2 separate regions of the Homo sapiens genome follow, and region 1 is linked to region 2. The links are chromatin loops, found by intact Hi-C in ENCODE. Cell type or tissue: MCF 10A. All regions are shown on one strand. Links, peaks and the distances in the headings refer to the core of each region. The heading gives the core; the rest is flanking DNA. Region 1 has its middle 430 kb from the start of GPAM. Region 2 has its middle 190 kb from the start of GPAM.

Evidence for each region. Peaks named below come from ENCODE experiments on the same cell type or tissue, not always from the same donor. Only the 100,000 strongest peaks of a DNase experiment are listed, where the experiment ranks them.
Region 1: it touches region 2 in a loop (23-fold over the local background); 3 of 110 quality-filtered maps call a loop at or near these places.

What each region holds. Positions count from the first base shown.
Region 1 is chr10:111,748,071-111,764,045 of GRCh38, forward strand. No RefSeq gene overlaps it. Among named protein-coding and RNA genes, the nearest start is that of GPAM, 430 kb to the right of the region's middle. RefSeq lists an enhancer at 8,470-8,519. In MCF 10A, for the core only: a CTCF peak has its summit at 8,566 (motif pointing right); a DNase peak (open chromatin) is centred at 8,581.
Region 2 is chr10:111,981,223-111,997,197 of GRCh38, forward strand. No RefSeq gene overlaps it. Among named protein-coding and RNA genes, the nearest start is that of GPAM, 190 kb to the right of the region's middle. In MCF 10A, for the core only: no CTCF peak of the experiment used is centred there; a DNase peak (open chromatin) is centred at 8,419.

The sequences.
Region 1 (15,975 bases), core at 3,899-11,898, 230 kb before region 2:
TTGATTATTTCAGCTATAAAATATGAGTTCCACAGAGAGGGATGATTTTGAGAATGAGATGAAGTTTTCAAAGATAAAAAGTATTTTCAGTCCAACTTTTTTCACTCTGCAACAAAGACACCATTATCTCAATCATGTTTTCAGCAACTTACTTTTCCTTGTTGCAGCCGTGACACACTTCATGTTGAATGAATGTTCAAAAATTGTATTAAATCAACAAAGACTACTACCAGCTTGAATGGCAACTACTCGCCTTAATTCTCAGTAATCAACTAATTAAATTTATTTATTTATTTAACTAATTAAATTTATTTATTTAACTAATTAAATTTATTTATTTATTTAACTAATTAAATTTATTTATTTATTCATTGGCTGCCTAAACAATTTTATGCAATGGAAAATGTAAAATAAATAATGATATGTAATTTCTATTTCTAGAAGCTTATAGACATATGTATTTTCTATAATTAGAGACAATACACAGACATGTATTTCTTTAATTACAGACAATACATATCTCTACAAGCTTCTAGAAATAGAAATTACAGAGACATGTATTGTCTCTAATTACAGACAATACATGTAGACAAATAACTATGACACAAACAGTATAGGACAGGGCACTGAGTGATTTAATTAATTAAATGCTGTGCTATAGATCAGGGTTTATACCACAAATGGCTAGAGGATCTGAAAGAAATGAAGGGTAGATAAAGCTGGCCTATGAAAGAATCTATAGAGATTGGTGGGGATCGTGGCAAACTCCAGAGTATTTATACTACCTAAAAAGGGTAAGTTCTACTCACTTGAGCAAGAATATGGGCCATCTCTTGCCAGTCTTCCTATTTTTCAGAAGAACCCAAAGACGTGGATTTTTGTATGTAAAATAGCTTAAAAAATTACCCTAAATGAGTCTATAATGCACAAACTGAATGAGATACATACTACAGACTACCACTTTTCGAATTCTTTTTAGAGCCATTTAGAGAAGGAAGTAATTATGTTGTAAAAGATGAAAGTATGGGTTTTAAAATCAGGCAGCAATGACCTAAAGCAAGCTACTTAACTTATAAAACCATCCCTAAAATAACAGGTAATTCTTAGGATAGCTGTGAAGATTAAATGATAGAACACATAAAAATTATTAATTAGGATTACTTAAAATTAAAAATTGAATAATAGTTTCTCTCTCGCCAGTGCTCGCTCGCTCTCTCTCTCACACACACACACTTAAAATGGAAACAATGTTGTAAAAATCTTGAAAGCAGGAAGACCTATGGCTTCTGTATCTATCTTCCAATTGTATGATAATAACAAATTCAGAGTAGATGTTGAATTAAACTGACCACTAAATTCAAACCCTCTATTATAGGTCTCACTTCCTATTTGTGGGAGGGGGCAGGAGAGGAAATAACTAAGATTTATTCAAATACTAGTTTTACACTTTTATACTTATATACCTTTTGTACACTAAACAATTATTATCTTATAGAAGTTATATTTTCACCTTTCATTAAAAATAACTGAGCAATTTTTTTTACCGAAGTCTAGTATGATAATTTTTTCTCTTTTATTCTTTTTTATAACTTTGTTTTCTAATTGACATATATTAATTGCATATATATGAGGCACAATGTAATGTTTTTATATATGTTTACATTGTGGAATGGCTAAATCAAGCTAAGTAACACATCCATCACCTCATATACTTATTTTTTCATGTGGTGGGTGGGAACATTTAAAATGTACTCTTACAGCAATTGTGAAATCTAAGAAGTTGAATTCATTGAAGTGGAAAGTAGAAAGAGTAGAATGATGATTACCAATGGCTGGGGTAGGAAGATGAGGAATGGGGAGCTGTTGTCCAAGGGTAGAAAGTTTTCTTCTACCCTTGTTTTCCTGGCATCTACTTCTAGTTAGTTTCATTATCTGTAAAAATATTATTCTTTTTCTAATAACTTTGTTTTTAAATGTTTTACAGCTTTAATGAGCTATAAATGACATAAAATAAATTGTTTATATTTACAGCTTTACTGAGCTATAAATGGCATTCTTCTACAAGAAGAATGACTTTTAGAGATCTATGCACAGCACCATGACTACAGTTAATAATAACATATTCAAAATTGCTAACTTCCTAGAGCTTAGGTCAGATTCAGGTTTGATTTTGTTATTTGTGTAGTTGTAAGACTATTTTTAGATGAACTTCCGTCTGGAAATGCATAATGTATAGTTATTTATGTTTTTGTGATGGTAGCAGCCACTGATGATCAATGCCTGGAACCATTAATTCATTAGGGATTGCAGAATAGTCATATGATAATTGTATCATTCCTTCTTCATCTGTTAGCTGAAATTCTTCAAAGAAGAAATTTTCTCATGAACTCTTTTGTCACCCTGATCTATAAATCTTACCAGAAAGACAAGATAAAGCTTGATGGTTTTCTTTAATTACCAGTTTTTAAAATGATGAATGGTTCCCTACCATCTTGAAAAGGTCAAAAACTAGTTTATTGATTTTATCATTGTTGCCATGATTAATATTATCATTATGAACTGCTGGATTCAAACATGTTTAATGTCTTGCAGTCCACTGCAGTTATCCTTACTGATGGACAAGGTTCCCCCTGTTTGGTCAGTAGAATCTAATTCAGATTGGCTGCTAAATCCTTTTGCCATCACCCTAGTTGACTTTGGTATCTTTTCTGCTTTCTGTATCATAAAATACCCCAGGATCACCTTGTATACTTTCTGCTGCGACCTCCAGAATCAGCTACTTTTACCTTTACTTCCGGTTCCTTTTAATGGAAAATGACATCGAGAAACCACAATTTGTGTATTTGAGATACTCATTCCTACTAAGTTGATTCTCTTCTTCCTTTTCCTCCTCTTACTCCTCTTTCTCCTTCTACTTCCTATTTTTGGAATAAATCTCAATGTTTTCTGTTATAAAGTAATTTTTCGCAAGGACAAACCACACTCTTTCAATATGTAGGTTCAAAACATAATTTTTTTAATTCCAAGAAGTTTTCCTGACTTATGGTGATTAGAATTTGTTCTCTTCCATTCCTTTGAATTTATCCTTTAGTGACTCAAAACATATGTATAATTTTTCTTCTTTACCTATATTCTTTTCCTGTCACTTTCACACAAATCCTTTTGGTCTGTTTTTCTATTTTTCAAAATTCTTCTTTTTCATCTTCTAAGGAATTATCTTTGGATCTATTTACTCACATATTTTTTTCTAGTTTAGTTTTTATTTCTGAATTTTTTATTTTGTATTATTTTCTGAGTTCCACAAACTCTTGATCTAATCTTCCTTTCCTCTGATCACCTCATTTCTGAATTTTGATAATTCTGATATATGCTTTTTTTCATAGCTTCTGTAACTTCTTAAATTTCTTCTTGTTCAGTTTTGAATATTAGGTAAGATTTCCATTTGTTTTCCTGGCATCTACTTCTAGTTAGTTTCATTATCTGTAAGAATATTATTCTTTTTCTAATAACTTAGTTTTTAATTGTTTTACAGCTTTAAAAGAGCTATAAATGACATAAAATAGTGTATAGTATAAATGTAAAATTTGATAAGTTTTGACATATAAGCATGAAACATTGACCATAATTAAGGTGATAAATATTATCTATCACCCATAAATGATTTTTCATGTGCTTTTGTCATCTGTCTTTCTACTCCCACCCCGCTAAAGGTAACCACTAATCTGCTGTCATATTAGTTTGGATTTATATGAATAGATCATACTCCTCTTAATTCTTACACTCAGGATGATTATTTTAATATTGATCTACATTGTTACATTTATGAATAGTTCTTTTTCTTTTATAGTTGAGTAGAATCTCATTGTATGCATATGCCAGAATTTGTTTATACCTATTTGCCTATTGATGGACACTTCAGATCTCATTTTTAGCTATTATAATTAAAGCTGCTATAGACATTCATGTACAAGTGTTTATGTAGATACATGCTCTGATTTCTCTTTGGTAGTTACTAGTTGTGGAAGAGCTGGGTCCTATGCTAGGCATATGTTTAATGTTTAAAAAAACTACCAAAAGTCTTCTAGAGCTTTTGTGTTCTTTTACATTCCTATCAGTTCCAATTTCTCCACATCTCTGCCAACATGTATTATGATCAATCTGCTTAATTTTAGCCATTCTAGTAAGTGTGTAGTGGTATCTCATTGTGGTTTTAACTTGTATTTCCCTAATGACTAATATTGAACATCTTTTCTTGTGCCAACTTTCCATCGATATATTTCTTTTGGTAAAGGGTTTTTACAACTCTTTTGTTCATTTTTTAACTGATTCTTTTGTCTTATTACTGAGTTTCAAGTGCTTTTTATATACATTCTAGAGACAAGCTCTGTATGATGTATGTGATTTTTTTAATCTTTTATTTCAATCTGTGATTTGTCTTTTTATTTTCACAAAAGTATCTTTCAAAAACTGGAAGTTTAACTTTGATGAAGTCAAGTTGTTATTTTTTAATTGTAGAATTTGTGCTTTTTGTGCCTCATTTTAAGAACCTTTGCCAAACCAAAGGTAACTAATAGTTTTTCCTAATTTTATTTCTAGAAGTTTTGTGATTTTAGCAAACATATTTGGGTCTATGACTCATTTCAGTGTAATTTTTATGTAGTATGAGCTAACAGTTAACATTCATGTTTTTGCTTATTGGATATTAAGTTTTTCCCAGAGCCACTTGTATAAAAGATTATCCTATTCCCATTAGATAACCTTGGCTCCTTTGTGGAAAACCAGTTAACCATATGTACGTAGACCTATTTCTAGACACTCCATGGTGTTATATCTGTATTTCTAATTTTATACCAATACCACACTGTCTTGATAACTGTAGCTTTATGATATGCATTGTAATCAGATTGTGTAAGATCTCTAATTTTGTTCCCTTTCAAATTGCCTAGGTTATAACAGGCCTTTTCCATTTTGCTATAAGTGTTTAATAAGTTTATTGATTTCTATAAAAATTATCCTGAAAGAACCTATAGATCAATTTGGGGAAAATTAACATCTTAACAAAATGTAATATTTTTGATCCATGAACATGGTATATATCCACAATTTAGGTCTTCTTTAATTCCTCTCAGTAATATTTCGAAATTTTTGCCTAACAGGTCCTGCATATATGTGGTTGAATTTATACTTAAATAGTTCATGATTTGCTTGTTTGTTGTTTTGTGTGTGTGTATGTGTGTGCTATTGCACATAGTGCTGCTTTCTAAATTTTAACTTGAAAATTTTTATTGCTACAGACAATTGACTTTGTATTCTGCAACCGTGCTGAACTCATTCATCAATTCTTGTAGCCTTTTGTAGATCTCTTGGAATCTTATACACAGATAATAATGTCACCTATGACAAGAAACAGATTTATTATTTCATACTCTCCCTCTTTTTTTTTCTTTCTGCATATTTTAAATTTTATTTTTCTTGCCTGACTGCTCTAAAACTAGTATCATGTTACAAAGGAGTGGTGAAGGTAGACATCTTTAATTTGTGTAAATCTTAGGAAAAAAGTATTCAATCTTTTACCATTACACAATAGGTTTTAAAAGATATCCTTTATCATCTTAAGGAATTTCTTTTCTAGTCTTATGTTACTGAGAGTTTTTATCATTACTGAGGTTTGATTTTTTTTCAAATGATTTTTCTTTATCTATTAAGATAATCATATGGTTTTCCCTTTTAAGTTTGTTATGGTGATTTATATTAATTTGTTTTTGAATGTTGAAATAACATTGCATTCCTCAGGTAAGCCATACTTAACCATGATATATTATTCTTTTACATATTGTTATACTTGACTTGGCACTATTTTGCTGAGTGTTTTAGCATTAATATTTATGAAGGATATTGTGCTGCAGGTTTATTTTCTTATAATTTCTTGGTCTGCTTTTGGTATGAGGTTAATTGTGATCTCCTAAAGTGAATTTAGTTTCCATAGCAGATTTGAAATTTTTTTAAAAAAATTGGAAATTGTCAGGATTTTAGAAGAATAAAAAGAAAAGTAGCAGGCATTCTGAGTTGTAGTAGATAACAGCAAAAATGTAGCTATGGGAATGCTGAGGCCAATTCAGGGGACAATGAGAAAGCAAGTCTGGTCTAAGAGGAAGTATGGGAGAGGGTTGGAAGAGAAAATTGGGCTGGTACTATTTGAACTTTGGGTTCCAGCTTGATTACTAACTGCATGACCTTAAATAAGTGACAACCTCCTTAAGCCTCATATTTGTCGCCTCTAATATAAGGATAACAATATCCCTTCTTCATAGGATAAAATGAGATAAAGAACCAAGCCTAGCGTTGGGCACATGTTAAATGTTCAGCACATGTTTATGATGATGATGGTAGAGATAATAATGATAATGGGATTAATACTGTGTCATCAATGCCCAGCTATAAACCAAGGTGTTAGAATTCTGTTCCATAGATGATAGGGAACTACTAAAGGGGAGAGTGTTAATGATCAAATTGACTCTTTATGAAGATGAATTTGACTATGTCTTCAAAATGGACTAGGAGATGTAGATCAGAGGGGCAGGAAATAAAGCCAAAATTTTCTGTCTAATAAAAGTTCCGACATGGAAAAAAAAAAAGCATGGAGAAAAAACAATAATGTACATTTTTCTCTCCAACGAGAACACTGTTTTTCTACCTGAGGTTTTGTCCTGGTTGAGCATATATACATTTGGATATTTTCCTACCAACTCAGAATCAATATCAAATTATCTTTTTCTCTAAGATTTGGAATTCTTATCCTGTGATGTAGTCAACTATAGACAGTATAATTGGAATCAAATAAATAGAGATTTGAGACTGATTATCAGGTACTTAATGTTCTTGTTCAAACCAATACGACAAGGACTGAAGAGAGGAGTATAGGACAGGGTATACTTTGCCTAAACAAAAAATTTTCTAATCACTTCCTAGAGCACTGTTTGCTTATGAAGTATAACCTTGTTTAGCCACACTGAGAAGGAGCTCACCAGTCTGATGGGACCAATTAATGAGGCCAAACTGGCAAAGACTTAAGACAGCCGCTTTCTATAGCTGACTAGGAGGAAATAAACATACTCAGTTTAGGAACAGTAGTTCAACTTTCTTTTTGCCAGATAGTCGTTAATGCACAAGATGGCCATTTAATTCATCAAGATGGCTGCTTTGATATTTTCTCCATTAGTAGGTATGAGTTTTTACTGAATTGCCTACAAATCTCTTGGATCACCTTTCCACCAAAAGTATATGTTTCTGAACTGGAAAACTGAAAAAAACAATAACAGTCTGTGTATAGTCAGTAGAGCTGGTCTGTGTCTAAGAAACCAAGTGGACAATAAATGGCCTGCATCACTACCCTACTGTGACATTGCCTTCGAAATTGAAATTTGATCTGGCTTCCTTGGGACTTGGACTGTATCTCTGCGGATCCTTTTAAACCTTATCTCCTAGTGCCAAAACATACCACCACCCTTTCCCCAAACCACTGGCAAAGTCAAAAATTACAAAAGATACCTTTTCATCCTCGATCTGAGCCAGCTATTATTCTACCCACTATTCTAGTCCCAAACTAATCTTTGTTCATTTAATCTACAAACATTTATAGAAGTTTACATCTGTGCCAGGGATCTTGTTTGACCCAAGAGATAGATCCCAACATTCCCAGGACTGGTGTGTAGCTCAGTTTCATACATTTGTTCCAGCCCATATGTTCTTCATTCATGTTTCCAGTCTTCAAGCCGGCAATTCCACATCTTTATCCTCCATGATAGTAAGAGCTTTCCTTATTTCCCTAATCATTTTGTACCTAGTTCCTAAGAGAAACCACAATTGTTGCTCTGAATTTCCCTTTCCTAATTAACACGGTGATAAAAGTCCAAATACTCTCATAGCTCAACAAAATGTGGGTCTGTAAGGACATCTTATTTACTTAGAAACAAATGGCATTTTAATCCGTAGAACATTTTGTGTTAGAATGGTTATCCTTTTAGTTATTGTTTCTACTGTCAGAAAAAATATATATTCTAGAAACACTAGTTATTACTGCTCAGTAAAAAAAGGGTTTGAGGTCTTCTGAATTATTAGTTATAACAAACTATTCCCTGAGTTCATGCTATTGTATTGTGTTTAAAACGATAATCTTTTCAAAAATTAGCGTTATTGTTAATTTGTGGAATCATAATAAAATCTGGTGCATAATTCTAAATAGGCAGGCAAAAGAACAGCCCACTCCAGGAAGGAGACCGGCCTCGCCCCTGTGTCTGAAAGCCAGCAGCTGTGGAGCTGGGGGAGCAATAAATAAGAAAGAGTCTATGGAGAGGACAGAGACAGCATTCAACTCAGCAGAGCCCAGCCTTGCTGTGACATGATATGATCTGGAAGAAATGTGACCTGTATTCCACATTGACCACCCTTGCTCCTCCCCATCCTGTAGAAGACGACCTGCATCTCGGGTAAATTCTGTTAGAAGAGTGAAGCCAGGGATGCAGCAAGCCGGCACAGCTGGGCAGAAAAGCAGTGAACTGAGTCTCATCCCACAAGAGGGAGCTCTCGGTTCCGCACAGCTTTAAGTGACTGCACCTGATGCAACTACCCAAGCAAATCCTTCACGTGGATTTCTGCTGCCATACTTTCGTTACTGAAACACCATTTTATCATACTTCGTACAATCAGGAAAGATCTGTGTCTCCTCTCCCTTCTTTGCAGTTTGTCTCTACAGTGTAAGAAGCTGGAAGGTCCTTATAATTTCTCTGGGTAAGATTTGGTTTGAATTAAAGCTAAGAGAAGGACAGGGACATAAGAGATGTTCGTGTGAAGAAGGCAAAGGGACTTGTTTGTGTTTCTGCCGGAAGACAGGGAGCCTACTGTTCTTTGGGTTAAGGAGAGCAACCATGATGACTCACAGTAAACATTTCCAATGACAGAGCCCCAGGTTCTGGAATCCAGATCCTCTTCTCAAGTTTCCCCTCACCATACCCTTGTCAAATAAAAATAAGTAAAATCTTCCATGTTATAATCCTTTAGGGGAAGAACACTTCCCTTCGTGACTAGAGGCCATGTATGCAGGATGCTAGACACCACTCAAAGCTATCACCTCCCATTCAATCCATCAGTGAAGCTTGCCAGTTCTAGTTTTGAAGTATATCTGGAATATGACCACTTTTCACCCTTACCACCTCCTCTGCCAGCACCTGGACTGAGTCACCATCTCTTACTTGAATTATTGCTTTTGCCTCCTTTCTGAGTGCTCAGTTTTCAAACTTGCCCCTATAGTTTATTGTCTATTTTAAAACCAGAATGATCCCATCACAGTGTAAATCCAATTTTGTGACTCCTTTGCCCAGCATGTTCCAATGATCCCCTCTTTCTCAGAATAAAATCCAAGGTCCTTGCCTTGGCTTCGGATGTCCTACATGATCTGGCCCTCTCATCACTCTGATCTTGCTTCCTATCAGTTTCTAACTTGGCGAATTTACCCTGGCCTGGAACATTCTAACACCCTCCTGCCTGAGAACCTAGATACTCACTGTTCTCCCTGTCTAGAAGTTTCTTCTCCCAGATAGCTAATGGAGAACTGCCTGATTAGGCAGAGGGAACAGTGACTCCTCTCTCCCTTGGTCACTTTTTTGCTCCAGCCACTCCTTACTGGAGGCACTGCCCCTGCTGATCCTCAAATGTGTGGAGCCTCATGCCTCAGGGCCTTTGCCTTTGCTGTCCATTCTCCTTGGAACATGCTTCTCCCAGATATTTGGGCAGGTTACTGCCTTGCACTTGCACTGCACTGCCTTGGTCTCTGCCCAAATGTTACAGTCTGAGAAAAGCTCACCTGACCCTGATTTCCAAAAAGGACCACTTTGTTTCTCATCTTTTCTTTTTTACTTTGTTTTGCTTTGCTTCTTAGCACTTATTACCATCTGATATATTATTCTATGTTTACCTGCTTTATTGCCCTCCCCCCTGCAATAGAATCTAAACTCCCACAAGTACTGGAACTATATCTTTTTTGTGTGGTCATCATGTCATTTATGAAAGGAGTGATTAATAAGTATTTGTTAAATAAATGGGTTGATAGATGAATGAGTAGCCCTAATGAAACAGGAATAAATATCCACATCTTACAGATGAGAAATGAACAGACTGCCAACCCAACACAGCCAGCAACCAGTACAGATGAGATCCAAATCCAAGTCCATGCTCTTAACCACAGACTAAACTCTGATTGATAGTATAGTCCCTTCCTGATGTCCCCTGGAGTTGCAGTACCATGTAGTAATAGACAAGAGAGAATGAGGCACGTGCTAACTCCTCTTTCTTCTCCAGACAGGGACACTAGTGAAACTCTCTCCTCTCTCTGAAGAGGGATTAATAACACTTTCTAATTTTGCAGATCTTAGAAGGAAAGACAAAATTAAGTAGATGCCAGATCTTGGTGGTTTCAATTTAGTTACAGGAGAAGTAGGTTAGTGACTTTTGTAGGTTCCAGAACAATTTCTGACTATCATAGGGTTATTTAATACATTTTTCTTTATTCCCACATAAAGCCTGGTCTTTTAGAAATATACAGCAAATGCACTCACGTAGGAGAAACCTGCAGGGCAGCATAATCTAGCAAACTACATGAGCAAAGGGAAGTCTTCCAGTACTGATGGGTTTTCTTCTTTGCGGTGACAGCCTGCCATTTTGGAGACGTGATTATGTCAGAAAACATTCTTTCTTCTCTGTGTCTATTTTCAACACAAATACATAAATGAATGACAATATCTCAAACATATTATTACTAGGTGTGTGATGCAGAATTATGTCTCTGAGAAAACAGTTACCTTCACTATCCACAATCCTGCTTGTAATTCTTATTAAACTATTGTAGCTATTCAAACTTGTGTGTGATGTTTGTGCACATATGCTTGCATAAGAATGAAAAAGGTGTCTGCCCATACAAAGGAAGTCCTGATGAAAGACAACTTCATTTCTTTGTCATATAAAATAGACATGACCTCAGAAAAGTGGCTAAAACTTTCCACAAACACTATGTTTTGCACCTGACTTCACTATATTCTCAGAATTCTTTCATTTTCTATTTAGATTCTGTCCTATAAATCTGACCCTTTTAGCACACCTTTCAAGTCATCTCCCATCCTTCATACCCAAGATGCACATTACTTTAGCTAAATCCTCTGTCATCTCTCACCTGGAGGATTGCCATGGTCTGTTAACTAGCTTCCAATCTCAGTCCAACTAACCTATCATCCACCCCAATGAATAGTCTTTCTAATCATTTCTCTTCCCTGCACAAAACCCTCCACTGGCTCCACATTATAAAACAGTAGATACCAAGCTTGGCATACTGGTCATCTGGGATGCTTGTAAAAATCTGTAGGATGAGACCCCACCTCTGGGAATTCTGATTCAGTTGGGTGTTTCTAATGTGGAAATCCCGAGGTCTACACTTTGAGAAAACTATTCTAGAGACTAAATTGCAAATTCCTTACCACAGATAACTATGATCTGCCTCCTCCTTATCTCTTAGGGATAATTTCTTACTCTGTTCTCCTTCCCCACCTATCATCCTGCCTTCCAGCTATGCTGACCTACCTTCAGTTCCCAGAACCTGTCTTGTTATTTTAGAATTTATGTCTTTGCTCCATCAGGTTAGAATAATATCTTTCTTCTAACTTATCTGCTTGGTGAACACCTATACATCTTTCTTTATGTGAAACTATTTATGACACCACCATGTTCCCCAGGTAGGATTACTCTCTCCTTTCTATTTCCATTTTATCCATGTGGACCTCTTTCATAGCTCCTCTAGCACCTAATTGTACATACTTGTTTTCTTAAGAGATTAGAAGTTCCTTGAATTCATGAATAAGAATTCATGTTTCATACCTCTTTGTAGCCAGGCATCTGGCGTTGTTCCTGGCACACAGAAAGTGCTCAATAAATGTATGTGTTATAGAATAAATGCAAAAGTAATACAATTTAAGAAATTTATACATTATTTCAAATCATATTAAAGCTGGGAGTCAATGTCCTCCAGCCAATGAATAATGAAGAAAAACAAATCCATAGTTTTACAACACCAAAGCTCATAGACACTCAGTCCTCAGTAGCTTGGGGTACCTCAGTCACTACCAAACTTTACTTTTGGAGAGTTTGTAAAATTCAGATTCTTGAGCCAGTCCTTCAGAGAATCCAATTCTGAGTTTCTGCAGTGCGGACCCACAAAGCTGCGTTAAGCAAGGGCTTCAAGTGGTTCACATGCAGGTGATACCAACAGCACAAGAGGGTGACTGCCCTAAGGGTTGTTTCTCCGCTGAAAGACAGCAGGCAAAGCTTGATGCACAACTCAAATCCTGCAACCCAACACGCTGACACCTGCCAGTATTAATATAATATAAAGAAGCTTAGCCGTGACAAACAAATTTTCCCCTTACGACCCACTGGCGATTGTACACACAATTCAGAGCTGTCAAGTCATGGTCGGTAGAAGACCATAATTATTAAGATGCTAATTGTTGACCATAGCAGTGGAAGTTGTAAAGCTTTTGGGGAGTTAATTGCCTGAGTCAGTGGCCCATTCCAGTGAGCCATGTACACTCTTGGGGGTGCAGAGTCTATGAGTTTCACTCTGTCCTCCAGGAAGCTTGGGGTCAGGCCTGAGAGGCTATGATTTATTCAAAAGTTAAAGCTTTACCAGAATCTCTTCCCCACTCTACAACCTTCCTTGTTGACATTTAAAAGTGAGAAATTTTAGCAGAACAAAACTGCTGGGGAGATTTCTCCACACTATTACTAGTCATAATAGGAAACCAGTATAAAGGGCTAGTCTCTCCTGACATCGCCCCAGCCCTTCCGCTTCCAGGTTTAGCATAAAAACTAATCTTATCAAAACAAGCAGAATCCAAAAGAAACAGGTATTCTGGACAGACATTCTGGGAGGCGTGCCCTACAGAAAAGAAAGTGAAGTGAGGTGAGGGAGTCTTCAGTGGCTTAATACCTCCTGCTCCTTCACAGTCCCTGCTGGGATCTGATCCTTATTTGCGGGTAGCAAAGACAAAGGCAGGTAAATCCATTCTCTTTGATCTAAGTTCTGAAGCCTTCTTGATTTTCCCAGGGGTAAGGAGAAAAAAAAATTACTCCTGTGTGCATTTGTTTTATCTGCAACTTTGAAAACAGTACCCCAGACACAAGGAAATTGTGGTTATAATTATGGGTTTGGGGAGTTTGGTAAGAAGCCATTTTTCTTAGGCGAAACTCTAAGAAGAAAACAGGCAAGAGGCTTTGTGACTTGGTTATACATGTTGAAGTAGGCATCCTGTGTGGGTAATGCCACCTTCTTAGTCAGATTATATTCATGTGAAAGGTGGCCTGAGGAGGGGCCAGGAAATGGCACACAACCCCTGCAATTAGGACTTGCTGCTGGGCCACCATTTTAAGACAGGAAATGCATTAAGCAAAGAAAGGCACGTTAATCTTACTACCTTGTGGAGAATGCCACCCACCATATCTTCCCACCAGAACAGGTACAGAGAGAGTTGTTAAGAACACTGAAAATAGTCTCCCTTTCTTTTTTTATTCATTTTTAATTGATAAATAATAATTGTACAGATGTATGGAGTACAATGTAATGTTTGATCTATGTATGTACTACAGAAAGACTCAATCAAGTTAATTACCATATCCATCACTTTGCGAATCTGTTATTTTTTGTGTGGTGAGAATGTTAACAATCTATTTTAGCAATTTTTAAATGTTCAGTACCCTTATTGAGCAAATACAATATCTTCCCTAAGAAAATCAAGCACAAAACATAATGAGTTGGAGATTAGAAATCATTTAATATAATTTTTCTATTTATGTAATTCACATTTCACACTTATTAAACTTTTTTTTATGTACCTGACTAGGTGCTAAGGATTCAAGGACAGATTTACATATGGAAAAACTAAATGTGGTCGTTTGTTTGCTGATACTATTAGAGGAGTGGCCTTGGCTTCTTATTTAATGATTCTGTACCTTACTTTCTCATTTACAGAATATAGGCAATAATGACACTTACTTCATAGGGTTGTTACGAGAATTAAATGAGATAACCCATATAAATCAATGAACCTGGTGGCTGGCAGAGAGGAAGCATTCCGTAAATGCTACCTGCTAGTCTCAGTTACTGCAAGATGCTGGGGTACAGTGATACAACAATACTGGCATGCCTGCTGCCCTCTAGGGGCTTAAAGTCTGTCATACGTATTAATGTTCCAAAGAGGCTGTAGAAGATCTGTGACAGAGTATAGTCATCACCCAAGGGAACGGTGGTCAATTTGAGCTGGGAGAACCTGCAAAGCCTCTATCAAATTGGCAGACTGGGACAGAGGCCAAGGGGTACTGGAAAGAGTATTTCAGACAGGCCAATCAGTATGCAAAAAGCTGGTGCAGAAAGCCAGGACTGCTCTGGACATGTAGAGAGTTCCTCTGAGCTAGAACACTGAACTGTGGGCACGCAAAGACTGAAGAGGAAGCTAGAGGCTACATCATGGAGGATGTACGTGCCATTTGGTCCTTGCTATGGGTTGAATGTATGTGTTCCTTCAAAATTCATATGTGGAAACCTGACCACCAAGATGATTGTATTAGCAGGTGAGGCTTTTGGGGGGTGCTTAGGTCATGAGGGCTCCACCCTCTTGAATGAGATTAGTGTCCTTATAAAAGGGCTGGAGGGAGCTAGCTAGGTCCTCTGCCCTTCTGTCTTCTGTCATGTGAGGACACAGCAATAAAGCACCATCTTGGAAGCCAAGAGCAGCCTTCACCAGACACTGAATCTGCTGGCACTTTGACCTTCGACTTCTCTGCCTCCAGAACTGTGAGAAATACATTTTTATTATCTATAAATTGCCGAGTCTGTGGCATTTTGTTAGAGCAGCAGGGATAGACTAAGATAGTCCTTCAATAAATATTTTTAATTGCCTACCACATGCCAGGCATCATCTAAAGTGCTATAAGAGAAAAATAGAAGAAAAAGCTTTGCTTCAAAAGCTATTCACAAATAACCCTTGCTCAGGGCAGAGTAGATCATAAATACCATGACACAGAAACCAACAAGGCTGAGGTTCTGTTCCTGCCCCAGACGGTGACTGAGCAAGTTAATTTACCTTTTTTTGGTTCACATCCGTGGACTGATAATAATAATTCTCCCATGCCTGCTTCACCTGAGAACAAGGAGGAGAGCTCAGAATACCTGAGTGGACAATGATGGGAAGGCACCATGAGAACTGTAAAGCACCATTGATGCAGGAGAGGTTATGATGAAAGGATGATGATATTGGTATTGATAATGGTGAAGATGATGATTATGATAGTAAAGGGGTGGGAGAAGATATGGTAATTATGGTGAATAAGATGAAAACAATAAGGATTATAGCAATAATTCATCATCATGATTCATTCAACAAATATGCACTGAGGGCCAACTATACGTTAGACACCATGGATACAGTAATAAATGAAAGAATGTACTTGTCTTATTTTTCACTGGGAGGAAAATCAATAAGTGAGTGATAGTCACATAATTACTAGAGTTTTAGACTGCCAAAAAAAAAAAAAAAAGGCAGAGAGAAGGGATAGAAAATGGTGGGAAGTGGCAATGCTAACAGAGATGGTGATTCTGGTTACAGCTGGAATCCCTCGGCAAAATTAAAAACTTATATGAGAGTCAAGTCCAAGAGGCAGTTTCTAGTGGGCTCCAGCCTTTGTCACTGCAGGCGGTGCTTGGTGGCAGACATGTGTTGTTATGGGATTTGTGTGGGCCTGAGTCGGGTACATGGAGTCCAAGATGTAGAAGAAAAGATCTTATAGATGAGATTTCACTAGGTACATTCTGAGCCCAAGTGACCAAACAGTCTGGGAAAACAAAGACCCTGGTTGTTTCTTTCATATGAAACATGTTTC
Region 2 (15,975 bases), core at 4,579-12,578:
CTAAAACTCTTCAGTCTTTGACTAACTTTCAGCTCAGGAAGGAAACAGAAACCATAGCCTAGAACACTACCCCTGTGTCATATCATGGGTAGAACAATGTTGATCCTTCTTTGCATCCCTGCCAGGGAAAACTACAGAGAAACATCGGTTCATTGCAGTTTTTCCAGGTTTTCCTGTAATGTCTTACTCACTGGCATAAGAATTGAAAGCTGATTGCTGAAAACATGTTTCTCACTCTGTTTCTTTATAATACAAAAGCCTCCATGTGTTCTAAAAAGAGCCTTTGATGCATAATTAAATAAACACCTGGCTTCTCAAAAAGAGACACCTTTTCTCAGCAGGGCAAGGACTATTTCCAAACAGTTAAAATCAAAGCATCAGAGGAAACAAGTTCTACCTTCTCCTCAAAGAGCAGCCACTGACAGGAATGTTACTGGAGTGAGAAACCCGGCAGAGGGATAACTTTTCAGGAGTCTGGGAGACAGTGTGGTACTCTAGAAATAAATCTTTTAGTATCATTATATTTAAATACAGTAATCCCTCTTATCCACAGGGAATGTCCCAAGACCCCCAGTGGATGCCTGAAACCCCAGATAATACCAAACTGGATTGCTGTCCATCAGAACACGTGTCTGTTCATATCTTCCACCCTCAAATTTAGTGCCTTTTCCATCTTAACTGAGAATTTGTCATACACTATGGTCATAATTTTGCAGTTGAGGTGCCACAAAGGTAGCATGAGTTTCTTTTTCCTTCTTTACAATTTCAAGAGAGAAGATTTGTTCTTACTATAGATCTTAGCAACCTCCATATACGATTATTTTCCTTCCTTAAGTGAAGAACTTTCACTTTTTCACTTAAAAGGAGCACTCTACAGCTTCTCTATGACATATCTGAAGGGCCAGCATCACCACTCTTGCCATCACTTTGGAGACATTATTGAGTAAAATAAGTGTGGCTTGAACACAAGCGCTTTGATGCCACAACTGTTGATCTGGTCACTGAGGCAGCTACTAAGTGACCCATGGGTGGGCAGTGTCTACAACAGGACAAAGGGGGAATCTGTGTCCTGGGTGATTTCATCACGGTCTAGTACTCAGAGTGGTATACAATTTAAAACTTATGAATCGCTTATTTCTGAAAGTTTTCATTTAATATTTTCAGACCATGGTGGACCGTGGACAACCATGAAAAGCAAAACCTTGGATTGCGGGGGACTACTGTAATGGCCCACAGTTTCCAAAGTATTTATATATATCCTATCTGTCACAAAATCTCTGTGAGGTGGGAAAAGGTAGTGTTATATCCCCAGAAAATGGGGATAAATCTAAAACTGATTAAGGAAGTCCTTAGAGATGGGTCACATAGCCATGAGTCCTGTCTTCTAATTTCAAGTATAGTAGAAAGCCCTGAGGTATGGGAGTTGAAGAGTGAAGCCCTGGATCTGCCTCCCACTAACTAGTTGTGTGACCTCAAGCAAGTCACTTTCTCTTCAACTGGGAGCAGGGAAGGAGGCAAAATGTGATTCCACCATCACTAGTGGGCAAACTTAAAGCTCATTCCTAGAGCCCATCTCTGTCTGTCTATGTGTCTTCTCAGGTCCCTGTCTTCATTGGGACATTGACTTCAGTGTTTCCTTCTCATAGTTGCTCCTCCTAGTATTTATAGAAGAACAGAACCAGACTCATTTAACTTATTTATCTACAAGGTACAATCACACATGGGCAACTTCAGCCCTGGCTGCCTCTGCCATCCATGAATGACTTTAACATGAGGCAATTGGGTTATACATGCAGGATGGTAGGAACATTTTGTCTAGATAAAAATCATCTTTTCATCTACTTAAATCTTCTTTTGCACATAAACAAGATAATGATGCCCCCCAACTGCTCCAAGAGATTCCTTGCCACTTAAGGTAGCAAACCCCAGTTAGCATTCTCTGGTGTAACTATTTGTGAATGAAAAGCATGTAGCTCCTATTATGTCCTTTAGGCATCTTTTGAAATTAGAAAAGCCAGAACAGCCTCCCCCCTTGCCTCACCTCCCCACAGTAATTACAAATGAGAGCAGCTTTATCCTGTAGGCAGTACACCACCTGCCCCTACCCATCCCATGCCCACCCCCAAATCACCACCATCCAAGACCCATCAGGACCAAGGCAAGAGAAAGAGATTGTCCCTCACTCCCTAGCCTCATGCCCTCAGTGCTGTATTGCAGCCACTATAACCTGATGATGAATGTTGTTTTGAAAACCTGCTTCATTCCCAAAGAAGGTCTCTGGATGTTCCCATTAATACAGTAAAGAAAGGCCAGAAAGGACTGTAGATCCTGCAGCCCCTAAATTCAGCGTGGGCCAGTTTAGAATTACTTGTCAGGAAGAGTACCATTTCTACTTCTTGGCCATGTTTACTTCACGGCCCAGTTTAATCTTTCTCTGTAAATGGAATGTGTTTTCATCAGTTCTTCTCAGGAGCTGCCCTTCTATGAAATGATACACTCTAGTTAATGTACTGGAGCTAGTCTTTGATGGAAACTAAGAATCACCCTTCTTCTTTGCATTGTCTATTTAGCAATGCCAATGGCAAGCTATAGAACAAGAACTAAGAGTAGATTACAACCTATTGTTTCCTATGGTCATATTAACCTTAAAACTCAGAAAACAATGAATTTCAAACTGATGCTCCTTTAAAAGAACTACTGTGAAAATCTTTGGGATGTCTTCCTAGCATTCCAAGGGGAAAGCACTTTTGTTGCATTACAGCAACAATTCCATTGTTCCTGCTGAAATAATAATTTGTACACAATACTGCCAATCATGTCCCAAAGTGAGGCAGGCAGGCCTACAATCTCCTACAGTGAGAGTATAGCCACAAACTGTGTGTGTGTGTGTGTTCAAAACTTGTTCACTGTCAATGCGTCTCTGTAGCCAAGGGAACTGTCTACCAGACTGACTTTAGCATCCACACATTTATAATTTACCATTGTGACAGCATAAGCTGTTCACGCATTACCCAGATCCCCTTTACAGGCTGGTGCGGTAACGCTCCTCCCAGTCTCCAACTGGGAGCGTTGGCTGCAAATGGCTCACAGCTGTCACCCTTTCCTTAAGAATAATCCTTATCAACAGGAACCATTTTCTCCAGCAATCCCGTAGAGATTACCCAAAGCACAATACTGCAAGGAATGGGGCAGGGAGAAGACTGCTGCCATTGACTGAACAATATGTGTATTAGAAGCTGGCTGCCTTACCTCCCCAGGGACGACACTGGGATGCTTCTCATGCTCCAGAGCTCCTTCTGTCATCACACTGAGGCTAGGATCCTACATCTTCATCCAGGTTCTTCCCTAGTCTTCTCCTGCTTCCCTGGCTCCTTTAAGGACCATACTTGAGAGCACTCACTCAAGAAATCACTTGCATACGAATTTTGTCTGACTCTGCTTCTAGGAAACCCAACCTAAGACATTGAGTAAGGAGCAAGTCTAAGCACAGAAAATCACACCTGGATGCAAATGATGGCAGCCTCTTCCTTGTGACATGCATGTCTCTTATTTTCATCCATTGGTGCTATTTGGTCATCAAAGAACAACAGTAACAATGGAGTTTAAGGATTCGGTGTCTGTTGATAGGCACATAGCCCACATCTTACATAACCAGCAGGGATTATGCTCTAAGGAACGATTGCTATGGAAAATATGTCTTAGGAATATATGTACTTGCATAAGGTTTTTAAGAAGGTACTACTGATTTCCAAGTAAAAACAAAGTTCACTCATTTAACTGCAGGTGGAATAGACTTAAGGTTAGGGCAGATGTATATTTAACTATTGGGAAGCCTGATCAAACATTGAGGAATCCCATGTACAAAGTTTTGTACAAGTCCCTTGCATTTGAACAATTTGTCCAAACTAGATTTCCAAGTCTGAATTCCACTCAGGAATATAAATACGTGTTAATTTTTTTGCAGCAAAGTTTGTAAATAGTTTGAGTACCAGACTCTAAGCTCCTTGAAGACTGAACTTGTTTCAGATATATATGTCAATCCTCTTGAAATGGGTATCTACTATTTTTGGCCTGTCCAGCATCTATTCTACCTTCCAGTAGCAGAATCTTAATTGTCCCTTGTAAATTACCTTTCTCAACTTTCAGCCTGAGTGGCTCTGGTGAAGTTAGCATCATTCCCCAGATCCAGGAATAACTCAGGGCTAGGAAAAGTGACTTTCATATTCCTTGGTAACAATGGTTGGTTCAGGGATGGGCCCATGAGCCAAGCTTGGACAATCAGAGCTTATAAAAGTCAGTTTGAGTTTGATGCTGGAATAATTGAAAAGAATTTTGTTTCTTCTATATTTTTGAAGCTTATAGAATGTAGGCCTGCAGATGCCGGTGCCATATTTGCATAACAATGAGACACCCTACAGGAGAATAAAGTCAATACAGAAGCAAGCACACCTGAAAGATTTTAAAAAAAAAAAAAATTTTTTTCTGAACATAGTTCTGGTATTCCCATGACAAACAGCAATAAATTTTTTAAAGTCTAGGTCATTTTGAGTTGGATTGCTGTCAGTTCCAATCAGATAGCACAACTAAGGTCTAAATCCATGATAGTCATTTCATACATGTCTTAGGTAAGTTTACGTTAATCAGAATGTTTCAGTAACTTATTAACAAGTAGACAAATACTGTTAACCTACAGCAATTGCATCTAATGTAACAAATATCTATTGATTGCTTACTCTGGGCCAGATACAGGACTGGGATCTTTGAAGGATTCCAGGAAGATTAAGACATGATTCCCTTCCCTTAAAACATTTATAATACTTGTAGCTTCCAAGAGAAACCCATTAGATTTTAATGGTAGTCTGTTGTACTAATCTCCATTGGAAATAGCACATGGACATCAATTTGCAAGTTTATGTTGAGAAATGTTTTATTAAAAACCCAGTGGAGAAATAGGTGATTCAAGTTGTTTCCTGGATCTAAATCATAAATTGTTGTACCAAGCCATAGATGATGACTCCATTGGGACACAGACATGTATTTTTAAACTTTTGAGATTGGAGAGTAGCTTGAATAGAACAACCAAAAAGAACAGCCTGTCCTGTTGAATGACTCACTTGAGAAACTTTCATTTTTGTGGCATTTCAAAGCAGAATTTTCAGACTTAAAATTTGGATTGCTTTAAAAGTAGATGTGATATTTGGGTAACTTCATTTTGATGACAAACCAGGTCACCACATCATAGATATGATGCCCTCTGTTTTCATCAACCTTTTTGATAGTCATTAAATCTATTTTTCTAAGATTTGGATAAACTCATGAGCAACAGAGACATGAGTTACTAGTGGCAATATCCTACTTTTACATGGCACTTTCCTGCTTATGAAAGCATTTTAACATGTCTCATCTCCTCAGAAGTTTGGTGTCAATTCCTAAATATATCTAAATGGTTACTTATCTTTGGATGGGATGTTTTTTATTTTGCTCACTTTTATTGCCTTTTCTAAATTTCTGCTCCCCTAAGAGAGGCTCACACAATTTACCACTCACTTGAATTTTGTAATAGCCTCATAACTTATTCCCATTTCTTGGTTTTTATTCTCAATATTCCTCATGCATAGTTCTGATCATGTTTTTTCCCCAGCTCTGGTGTTCCATGCTTAATAGGCTAAATCCAGACATCTTAGCTAGTCATTTAATGGTCCGTTGTTTTTTTTTTGGGTTTTTTTTGTTTTTTTTTTTTTTTGGTGAGGGGAGATGGAGTCTCATTCTGTCGCCAAGGCTGGCATGCAATGGTGCGACCTCAGCTCACTGCAACCCCCGCCTCCCGGGTTCAAGCGATTCTCCTGGCTCAGCTTCCTGAGTAGCTGGGATTACAGGCGCCCACCAGCATGCCCAGCTAATTTTTGTATTTTTAGTAGAGACAGGGTTTCACCATGTTGTCCAGGCTAGTCTCGAACTCCTGACTTCAGGTGATCCAACCACCTCGGCCTCCCAAAGTGTTGGGATCACAGGCATAAGCCATGACACGCAGCCCCATTTTACATTTTCAATACCAACTCCTACCACCCTTCACTCTGACCAGTTTCACAGAAGAAGAGAAAGTTGGTATTACTGAAAGAAGGATGTATCTTAACGGGAAGATAGAAGTAGAAGCATATTCCTGAAGGAAGGACATGGGCAGAAATCATATGAGTAAAAAGACTCAACGTGCACCCAAGAAGGTTAAGGAGGTCAATTTGCCCAGAACCAAGCCCTGGAGAGATGGTGATACCCGCAGAGACGTGTCAGCTCTAATATTCCTCAGTTCTACTCAATAACTCAATACTCAATAGCTCAATCTAAACACTTGAATGCCCCTGAAGGAACAAAAAAAAAAAAAAAGGAACAGAAAGGAGATACAAATCTCTAACTACAGAATGGCTAGGGCTTTAGCCCACAAAGCTAGAAAAGGTAACTCAGAGGGAGAACCTCTCCAGGGCTCGCAAGTTCACGAGGGCTGAGCCTTACGGTAGAGCCCAGAGCCCAGCTCCAAGCACAGTTTTGTCTCCCAAGACTGTAGTCATCTCTTTGGTAAAGCCCAGAGGGCAGGCCAAGATGGCACTAACGTCCCACTAGCAAAGGCTGGGTTGGTCCCCAGGTTCTGAAATCATTTCAGTCGTACACACTATGGCCAGCCACTAGCTGCTGTAGTAGGAGAGAAACTGCAGCATATGAGATTTTTTTTAACATCTAGTAACAGAGCAAACTATATTTCCAAGAATGCATATCTAATATCGTTCAACAGCAGGTGGCTTGGAGGAACTAATAAGTGACTCCAGTGAAAAGCCTGTGAGAGATGTGAGTGTTCAACTCAGGCAAGTCCACACCTGTGCTGGGCTGGTTATGCCCAAGTTCCCGGGAAGCTTGTTAAAAATACACATTTCCAGGACCCCACCTCACAAACTCAAATTCAGTAAACCTGGGGTGACGCCCCAAATTGCAAACTGTTAACACGGTTTCAGGTGATTTAGATACCCAGCCATCTTTGCAAGACAGAACAAACCTACTTTACAAGTTGCCCTAGCAGAGGACGCTGCTCTCCCTCACCCCAGCTCCCTTGCTCATTGGGCTGCTGATGAGTCTACTAGGCACCAGCTGTTTATCAGTTCCTCTAGAGCAGTGGGTCCCAAGCTGTATGCACTTAAGAATCACTTAGGAGTCAAAGTTTCAAAGTCCAGGCCTTTCCCCACCCCAATTAAATCACAGTTGTGGGGAAAAGTGTTGTATTAGTTTATTCTCACATGACTATAAACGACTACGTGAAATTGGGTAATTTATAAAGAAAAGAAGTTTAAGCGGCTTACAGTTCTGCAGGCCGTACAGGCTTCTGCTTCTAGGGAGGCTTGGGGAAACTTGAAATCTTGGCTGAAGGGAAAGGTGAAACCGGGACATCTCACGTGGCCAGAGCAGACGGAAATGAGCAAAGCGGGAGGTGCTACATGCTTTTAAACAACCAGATCTCGTGAGAACTCACTCACTATCACGAGACCAGCAAGGGGAAAATCCGCCCCTTCGATCTAATCGCTTCCCACCAGACCCCTCCTTCAACATTGGGGATTACAATTTGACATGAGATTTGGGCCGGAACACAAATCCAAACTATATCGGGTGTTCACACATGTCAAGAGTTGTTTAAGCTCCCCAGATGGTTCCAACTTACAGATAGGTCTGGGAGCTGCTGCTGATCTATAGTGTTGCTGCTCAGATAGGGGTCCACAGACCAGCAGCAGCAGCGGCGTCACCTCAGCGTCACTTAGCACCTTGCAAGAAATGCAGAATCTTGGGCCGCACCACAGCAGTAATGAATTAAAATCTACATCTTAACAAATCTCCATGTAATGTGTGCACACATTCCAGTTTTAAAAGCCCAGTTCTATCGATTTTAATCCATTTGTTTGTGAATATCAAGGTCAGTTCTTAAGTAGACAGGGAAAAGAAAGACAGCACTCCCCAGCAGACAAGCAAGTTCACAGAAGCCATCCCGAAAGAAATCATGTTTAAATGCCTAATGACTACAGGAAGATCCAGTCTGTCCCCCCAGTTATTCAGCACTTACAGACACCACATGCTCGTTCTGACATTTCTATTTGGTAACTGTCAAAGCTAAAAAAGCCTTGCACATGTTGATTCGTTGGTGGGGCTCATCCTCAGCCAGCCTAGCCTGCTTAGCTATGGGAGCCTGCACAGAGAACCCCCATAGTCTCAGTGGAGCCGCGACCACCCCAGATTCTGCTTCCGTGAGTTTTGTGCTAGAGACACCTGCGTGACAGTGGCTCTGACTGCTGTGTGGCTGAGGACGCCAGAGACCCAGCTGGCAAATTGCCTGCGCGGCTCTTTCCTCCCCGGGAGAGAGGGGAGGAAAGGTTCGCAGAGATGCCGCAGGCAACACCTGACTCAGGAGGAGGCAACCTGCTGTTGAAATCTCTGGCAAGCACGAGCTCAGGAACAGAAGTCCAGAGCAGCATTATTTCCGCTGTAATTGCCAATTTGTCCATGTCAGCACGGCAGCCACATCTAATTTACCGTGCATAAGCAGCCGTGCTCGTGGTGGGAGTCAAAAACATGGCAGAGCAGCAGCTTGTTACCTACCAATGAGCAGGACTCTCCCATGCCCACGAGGATGGATTGGTCCTCCAGCAGAAGCTCTCTCTCCCTAGTCAGGGTAGCAGGAAGAGTAAATGAGATTGTCTTTCAATGCATTTTAGCTGTGGCAATTTTGTTATGTGTTGATTAGGCTACTTTTAGGGTGACAAGGAATAATCCCTATTTTTTTCTTGCATCCTCTCCTCCTTGCATATCAAAGAGGAAATAAGTTCATTAAAGATGTTTTTCCTGTCTCTCCTCTCTTCTCCCCCTTTTTAAACCCACCCTAGCACCCTTTGTAGAGATATTCTATGGATCAGTAGTAGCTAGGAACCTCTGAAGACTGCTCAAAGCAATCAAGAAAAAGAACCATGCCTCGTGAATTGTGTGCTAGTTATAAGTTGATAGGGAGAGGGAAGCCCAGACTGGGCAGATAGGAAGAATTAGCCCAAGGCATTCATCTGTAGCTGCTCTTACCAAGTTTTCAGTGGCTCCACTAAGAGTTACACTAGTGGTTCTCAGACTTGAGCATGCAACAGAATCCCCTGGGGTGAGAGTTAAAATCCCAAATTGCTGCACCCCACCCTCACAGTTTCTGAATTAGTAGGTCTGGACTGGAGCACAGGAATGTACCCTTCTGTTAAGTTTCCAGCTGAAGCTGATGCTGCTGGCTGAGGAACCACACTCTGAGAACCAGTGAGCTAGGGTGACCCCAAGAGCAGCTGTGGACTTCAGGATGTGAAGAAGCAGTATCACTGTGGAACTCACCCCATCCTCATTTAGCGAGGTTGCTCCACACCCTCACCAGCACTTGTAACTATCAGCCCTATTGACATTAATCCTTCTGGGGGTGATATACAGGTATTTCATTGTGCTTCATTGCTCTTTCTAGGTAATTCATTGCTCTTTCTGGAAATTAACATTCTAGGAAAGAGAATAGCAGAATATTACTTATTGGGGGAAAACAATCTCCAAGTTGTGGTAGAAATGAAATTCCCAGGCTTAAAAAGCATGAGAGGGGGTCACTAGGTCCCATCTATTTAATACTCGGATAAGAGGATGCTGCTCAGGAAAGATGGGTTGCGGTGGCCACTAGAGGAATCAGGGGCATACTGCACTAAAAATTGACTATGATCTCCAGTAGGAATGTGATGAAAGGAGGAAGAAGCTGGAAAGGAAAGAGAAGAGAAACCAGGGGAAAAATAAGAGGAAGAAGAAATGGGTCGGAAGAAGCCTCCATTGATCTAGGCTGTTAGACTCTAGGGGCTAAGTAACCAGGGCTCAGGCACTCAAACTTCTCTTAATAGAAACAAATTCTGCTTGCTTTTTGCTTTGCTTCTTAAGGCAAAGTAGAGGTCAGAAACTGTACCTTCCCAGATGTAACATGAAAAGCTTTTTAGGTGTTAACAATCTGGGTTTTCATTTCATTGGTGATGAAGTGCACCCCAACTGAGTAACAGAGAAGGAGGAAGCTTCCCAAATGGCAGAAACCCAATCTGTGAGTGGACTTCAAGACAAGGGCTGCTGCTGCAGAGGTCCCAGTGGAGTGGGCAGAGAGAAGGGCCTCTGCCAGGGAACTGTTTGAGTGCATGGGGGTTTTGTCAGAGCCGAGCTTCTTGGATGACTACATAGTCCTCCAGTGCATGGGGCATCCCACCCAGAGCCAGTAGGTCCAGGAGTGGTGTGATACCTAACCCATGCCATAAATTACCACACTACATCATTTGGCTGTCCTCCAGAGATATGTCTCCATGGTACTCCCCACAACTGTGAGATCAAAGAGAGGCAAAGGGCAAGTCTCTGTATGTGAACTTGGGGCTGAACAAAATACACTGCGGTAACCTCAAGCTAGATCACTGTGGAGTGGGCACCTTTATTTTTATACATGTGTTATTTCATTGAATTATCCAGACCACTCTGTGTGGTAGATATTATCTGTACATCATTTTACAGATAAGAAAACTGAGACCAAGGGCATTTTGCCACATGACCAAAGTAACAATGCTAGTAAATGAAGATTTCAAGAGTAAATCAGGATTCAAGCCCAAGCACACTCAGCTCCAAAATGTATGTTGCCTGAGACCAAAGAGGTGAGAGCAAAAGGAACAGAGTCCTATTCTTGCCTTAGCTAAACATTTTGTCCCCTTGCTTTTATGCCTTGATATCTGACTGTAAAATGAATGACCAAATGAATTCATGAAAAGCAGGGTTGAGATGAGAATGCAGAGAAAAGAAAAATAACATTTTCTTCTGTTTGTCCTGTATAGGCCAGCTTCATTGTTTTGTTTGTCTTATTTTTGTATTTTAGTTTCATGAAACTATTAAGACATATTCCAGGCATTTGAACATGTAGTTGTTCCTCTGCTGACAGTTCTTCTTTCCTATTTGCTCCCTGATTAGCCCATTTGTTGGACTAACTTGAACTCCTACAAAAGTCTCAGCTTATATATCACCTCTTCCAGGAAGTGCCCCTGAAGCCTCCTGCCTCCACCTACTCTTCCACCCACCCATCTGAGCTTCCTGCTTAGTCCCTCCATAGTACCGTTCCGCACATAGACCAAAGCTCCATGATACAGGGCCCTGTCTTGTTCCCCATGGCATTCTTTGCCCAGAGCCTGGTGTGTAGTAGCTTCTCAAAAAATATTTGTTAAATGAATAAATAACTTCCCTTGCATTTTGAGAAAATGTATATAGTTGCTGCTTAAAAATAACATATTTCTCATTCATTCCCCATCACTTTTGTGCTGTTTGTTCAAAGGAAGAAAAGTTGGATAGTATCTTTGAATTGCCAATGCTGAGCATTCGCTGATGCCCCATGCCTTTCCCTGAGCATCCATATGAAGCAGGGAGGCAGGAGACAGACAAGCAGGATGTCGCCTAAGCCCACATGGGCTGTCTCCCTTTCCCAACCTGATTCTCTCTAATGTTTGTTCCCGACCCTTTTCTACTAGATAAAAGAGGATAAGGGGCTCCTCTATGCACATCCCTTGCTGATGTGCAGCCAGGCAGTGGTGAGGAATTGAAAGCAGACTTTTTCACCTTCCTTTGTGGGTTATAAGCAGAATACCTGCTGGAACACTGGCCCCTGGAACACAGCAATTCCCCAAGCATCCAGGCTGATTGCTAAAGCCTCAGTTACTCTGACTCAGACTCAGAAGCAGCCTCATTCTCTTTTCTACTTGTACTGGAGATTGATAACTTTAATTTGATCTGAGTAATTCATGTGGTGGCCCAAGTGTCCTTATCAGAGCTGTCACTAGGTAGGAAGTTATAAAATCAAAGGCAGGCCTCAGAGAAAGGCTGGGATTGCTGGAATGGGGTTGTTTTCAACTCTGGCTGCTGCTAGTCCCAGAGCTCTGAACTTTCTTCTTGGCTTCACTCAAAAACAAAGACATGCAGTGATTCCCTCTGCCTCCAGCTAAACAGCCAGCAGCCTCACATTCGAGGCCCTCTGTGAGATGACCTGACCAGTTTTTTCAAGTTCAGTTGTCATTACTCCCTGGGCTGCGGAAGCCCACACATAGCATCCCTGCTCCCACACCTTTGTACACCCCTATTTTCTTTCCCTGCTCCCTCAGCCTGAGTCTGGAATGCCTCAGTCTCTCACCTTTTGAATCCTAGCCACCCACCAAATTCAGTTTGGGATTTATCTCTTCTGAGAATACTTGCCAGACAGCCTCAGCCTCAGGGAGTACACAATCTTCCCAACAAAAGCAGTGTCTGCAACACTCAGTTTATCTCTTAAACCCATATCCAATTAGCAACACAACACTCTACATTTTACATCTGGTTTCTCCAACTAGAATGCAACATTCCAGGGTCAAACATCTTTATGTGTCTTCTGGAACTTTGAACACAGTAGGTGTTCAATAACTGCTGATAAAGATTTTTCAATTAGGAGTTTTGCAAGTATCCTATTATAATCTAACCTTTATGTTTCTAGCAACTCCACAGACTAAAACCATAATTAGGTACAAACCTAATCTGAGCATGATGTGTGCTTGTGTGTGTGTGCTTATCTGACGTCAGTGGTGTCCTTGAAATCTAAACACAAATGTTATGGCCAGTCTAGCAAAGGCATGTTAACACTCTTTTTCATACAAACCATCCTGGACTTTGGAAAGCCACCTCGTGTTGCTTTGATTTTTCCTATATAAAACCCCTTTCCAAAGATTTCTCAGGAAATTGGTTTCTTGTCTGGTTCCCAGGAACACATACTTGTCAGGAAAGCTTTGATGTGATCCAATGGAAGCTTTTATCTGCGACACTACACACTACTTGCTCCCATCTTCCTACTCAGAAATACCCATTGCTTGTCAAATCTCTCCCCTTGCAATATCTTATGCTGCTACTATGGTTATAGTTGTCAATCACCCTGTTTCACATGTAGTTGGCTTTTATTAACTCAGGGAGAGAGGATGGTAGGCGTCCACTTAACATGTATAAAGCTGAATGTGTGTCTACATCACAGCTGCAGTCTAGAAGCTGTTTAAGGCTATCAGTAATTGCTTTGTAATAAATGCTATTAGTGTTAGGTGGAACGGCTTACATTTTTATCCAGTGGCTAATTTTCTCTCCATAGAGTCTCAGGAAAAGCTATCTTTATGGAGCCAGATGGAAAATGTAAATTATGCTTCTGTTTTCTCTCTTGCTCCCAAAGCTATGATTTATGTTTGTTCATTGTTTGTGTTAATATTTGCACATCTTTTCAAATAAACTTTGAAACATTTTACATAGGCACATATGAGTCTATAATTTAAAAAAAAAATGAAATTAGGAAAAAGAGCAAAAAAGATGAAACCAGATAGCAAATTGTATTTTGGACAGATAGATGCAGCAGTATCTCCCATATTCTAGAAGCTCTTCGACAACATGACCTCGCACATACTCCTCCCATGAAGAAGTGAGGTCTTTGTCCCTGTTTCCTAGTTGAGTAAGCTTTTGGCAACCAAGAGACTGTGGCAGATGTTAAAAGACAATTCAGCTTGTGACTTGTCTAGTGAAATACCTGCACTTGGAGCCCTGAGTTGCTATGTAAGAAAACTATCCTGAGGCAGCCATGCTGTAAGGAAGCCCAAGACACAGGGAGAAACCACATGTAAGTATTTCAGTCAGCAGTCCTGGTCTTATTCCCTCTCTAAGTACTGGTTATGCAAATGAAAGAATCTTCAGGTTATTTCAGCCGCCAGCAATAGAGTCACCTCTAGCCTTCCAGTATTCCCAGTTGAGGGCCCCAGATATCATGAAGCAGATTCAAATCATTCCCACTGTGTGCTTTTTTTGGAATTCCAGACCCACAGAGTCTGGAAGCTTAATAAAATGGATGTTGTTTTGCTCAACTAAATTTACAGTAATTTGTTCTGCAGCAGTAATAACTGGAACATGTAGTAATGGTAATTCACAGACTTGCTTAACATCAAGATGTTCAGTGTTCACCTGTGAAGGAATTGGATTCCTTTGATGTTCTAAAAGGCTTCAGTGAAAACAACTATCCTGTAGCAGCAGAATCACAGAATCACTGTGATCACTGTGCTGTTTTAGAAGTGAAAAAGCAAGCTGTCTGACTCCAGATGTGTCACTAAAAAGACACTTGACTTGGAAAACAATAACACCTGCATAATGCTCTACTTTCCATTTCCCAAACTTCCTTCTCCATTTATAATTTCATTTATTCTTCCCAAGAACCCTGGGAAGTAGAGCAAGTGTTCATCTCTCTGGACCTCAGCTTCCACACTGTAAAACTCTTATGAGACTCAAATGAGACGGAGTAAGTCAACACACATTTGGACACCAAAAAGTAAGGTTTTGCCAGCTAAAAAGACAAGAATGTCAAAACAGGTATAATATATTGATCTTTGCTAAATATGCATCATCAGTAGCTACATAAATGCACACATTCTAACGTAAACCTCATGTGCTTGTCACCTCTGAATAAATGAACTTGATTGAAAGCACCACAAATCAGGGAAACAGAAGCTTCCTTTTCCTTCCAAGTAATTCAAGGAGACTGCTAGATTCAGTCCATCCCTCCCCACTTGCCATAAGATCCCTTCAAGCAGATCACAGATGGAGCTCCAGGTCTCTTACCAGAAGTCCCTTAGGCATCTTTGCCATGTTCACCTCGGCCATGTCACAGAACAGAAGTGCAGAGACCACGGTGCATGGCAGAGCTGGCTTGTGCAAGGAGTATTGTGAGGTGGGAGAGCAAACATGAATGAGTAGTAGAAAACACTGTCCAGTGACAAACTTCACACTCACTTTCTATTCATCTCCCAGGTAGCCTCTTTTTGGAACAAAACTAAAGAACTGAGATGTTTCACGTCAACAAAGGGACTGATATCTAAGAATGAGAAGGTAGTCTTAAAAGAAGAATGCACACAGCCTGAGAGTGCATGCACCTGGGTTTGTAGCTCAGCTTGTGGGCAGGAAAGAAGACTGTGACAGGGTTATCACCCCAGCTTCACCACTGACTCATTCTTGGATAAGTCTCTACTGAACCATGACCTGCTTGGGAGCAGATTTGTGTGTGGCCCCACTATATCCCTGCATTAGCACAGTGTCTGGCATATAGAAGATGCCCAAGAAACGTTGTTTAATTAATGAATGAGTTTCTTTTTTCTTCTTCTTCTTTTTTTTTTTTTTTTTTGAGACAGTCTCACACTGTCGCCCAGGCTGGAGTGCAGTGACACGATCTCCACTCACTGCTAGCTCCGCCTCTTGGATTCAAGTTATTCTCCTGCCTCAGCCTCCCAAGTAGCTGGGACTATAGGCACCTGCCACCACACCCGGCTAATTTTTTGTATTTTTAGTAGAGATGGGGTTTCACTGTGTTAGCCAGGATGGTCTCGATCTCCTGACTTCGTGATTCGCCCACCTCGGCCTCCCAAAGTGCTAGGATTACAGGCATGAGCCACTGCACCAGGCCCATGAATGAGTTTCTTTAATGAGGCAGCCAAGATTGTGGGTTCTGCAACCAAAAATAAACTAAATTTAAATTCAAATTCCATCATTTTCTATTCGTTACTCAACATCTATGTGTTTCAGTTTCCTTATCCATAAAATGAGGACAATACTACCTCCCTGTAACAGGTGTTGTTAATGTTCTCTCATTTCCACCCCCCTTCCCATAGGCACAGCTGAGTTTCCAGCTGAAGCTGACAGCTTCCCACCTCAAGTACATCTTCCTGTCTCTTGCTTCTCTTCTGGAGGACGTTCTCCAGCATCATAAGAGCCTGCTCAGCCAGAGGCAGAGGCAATCCCCAAGTGCCAGAGGGTTGTCCAATGTAGAAGCCCCAACCTCCCCAGGCTCTGGTCGAGCAATTCTTTTTTTTTAAGATGAAGTCTCACTGTGTT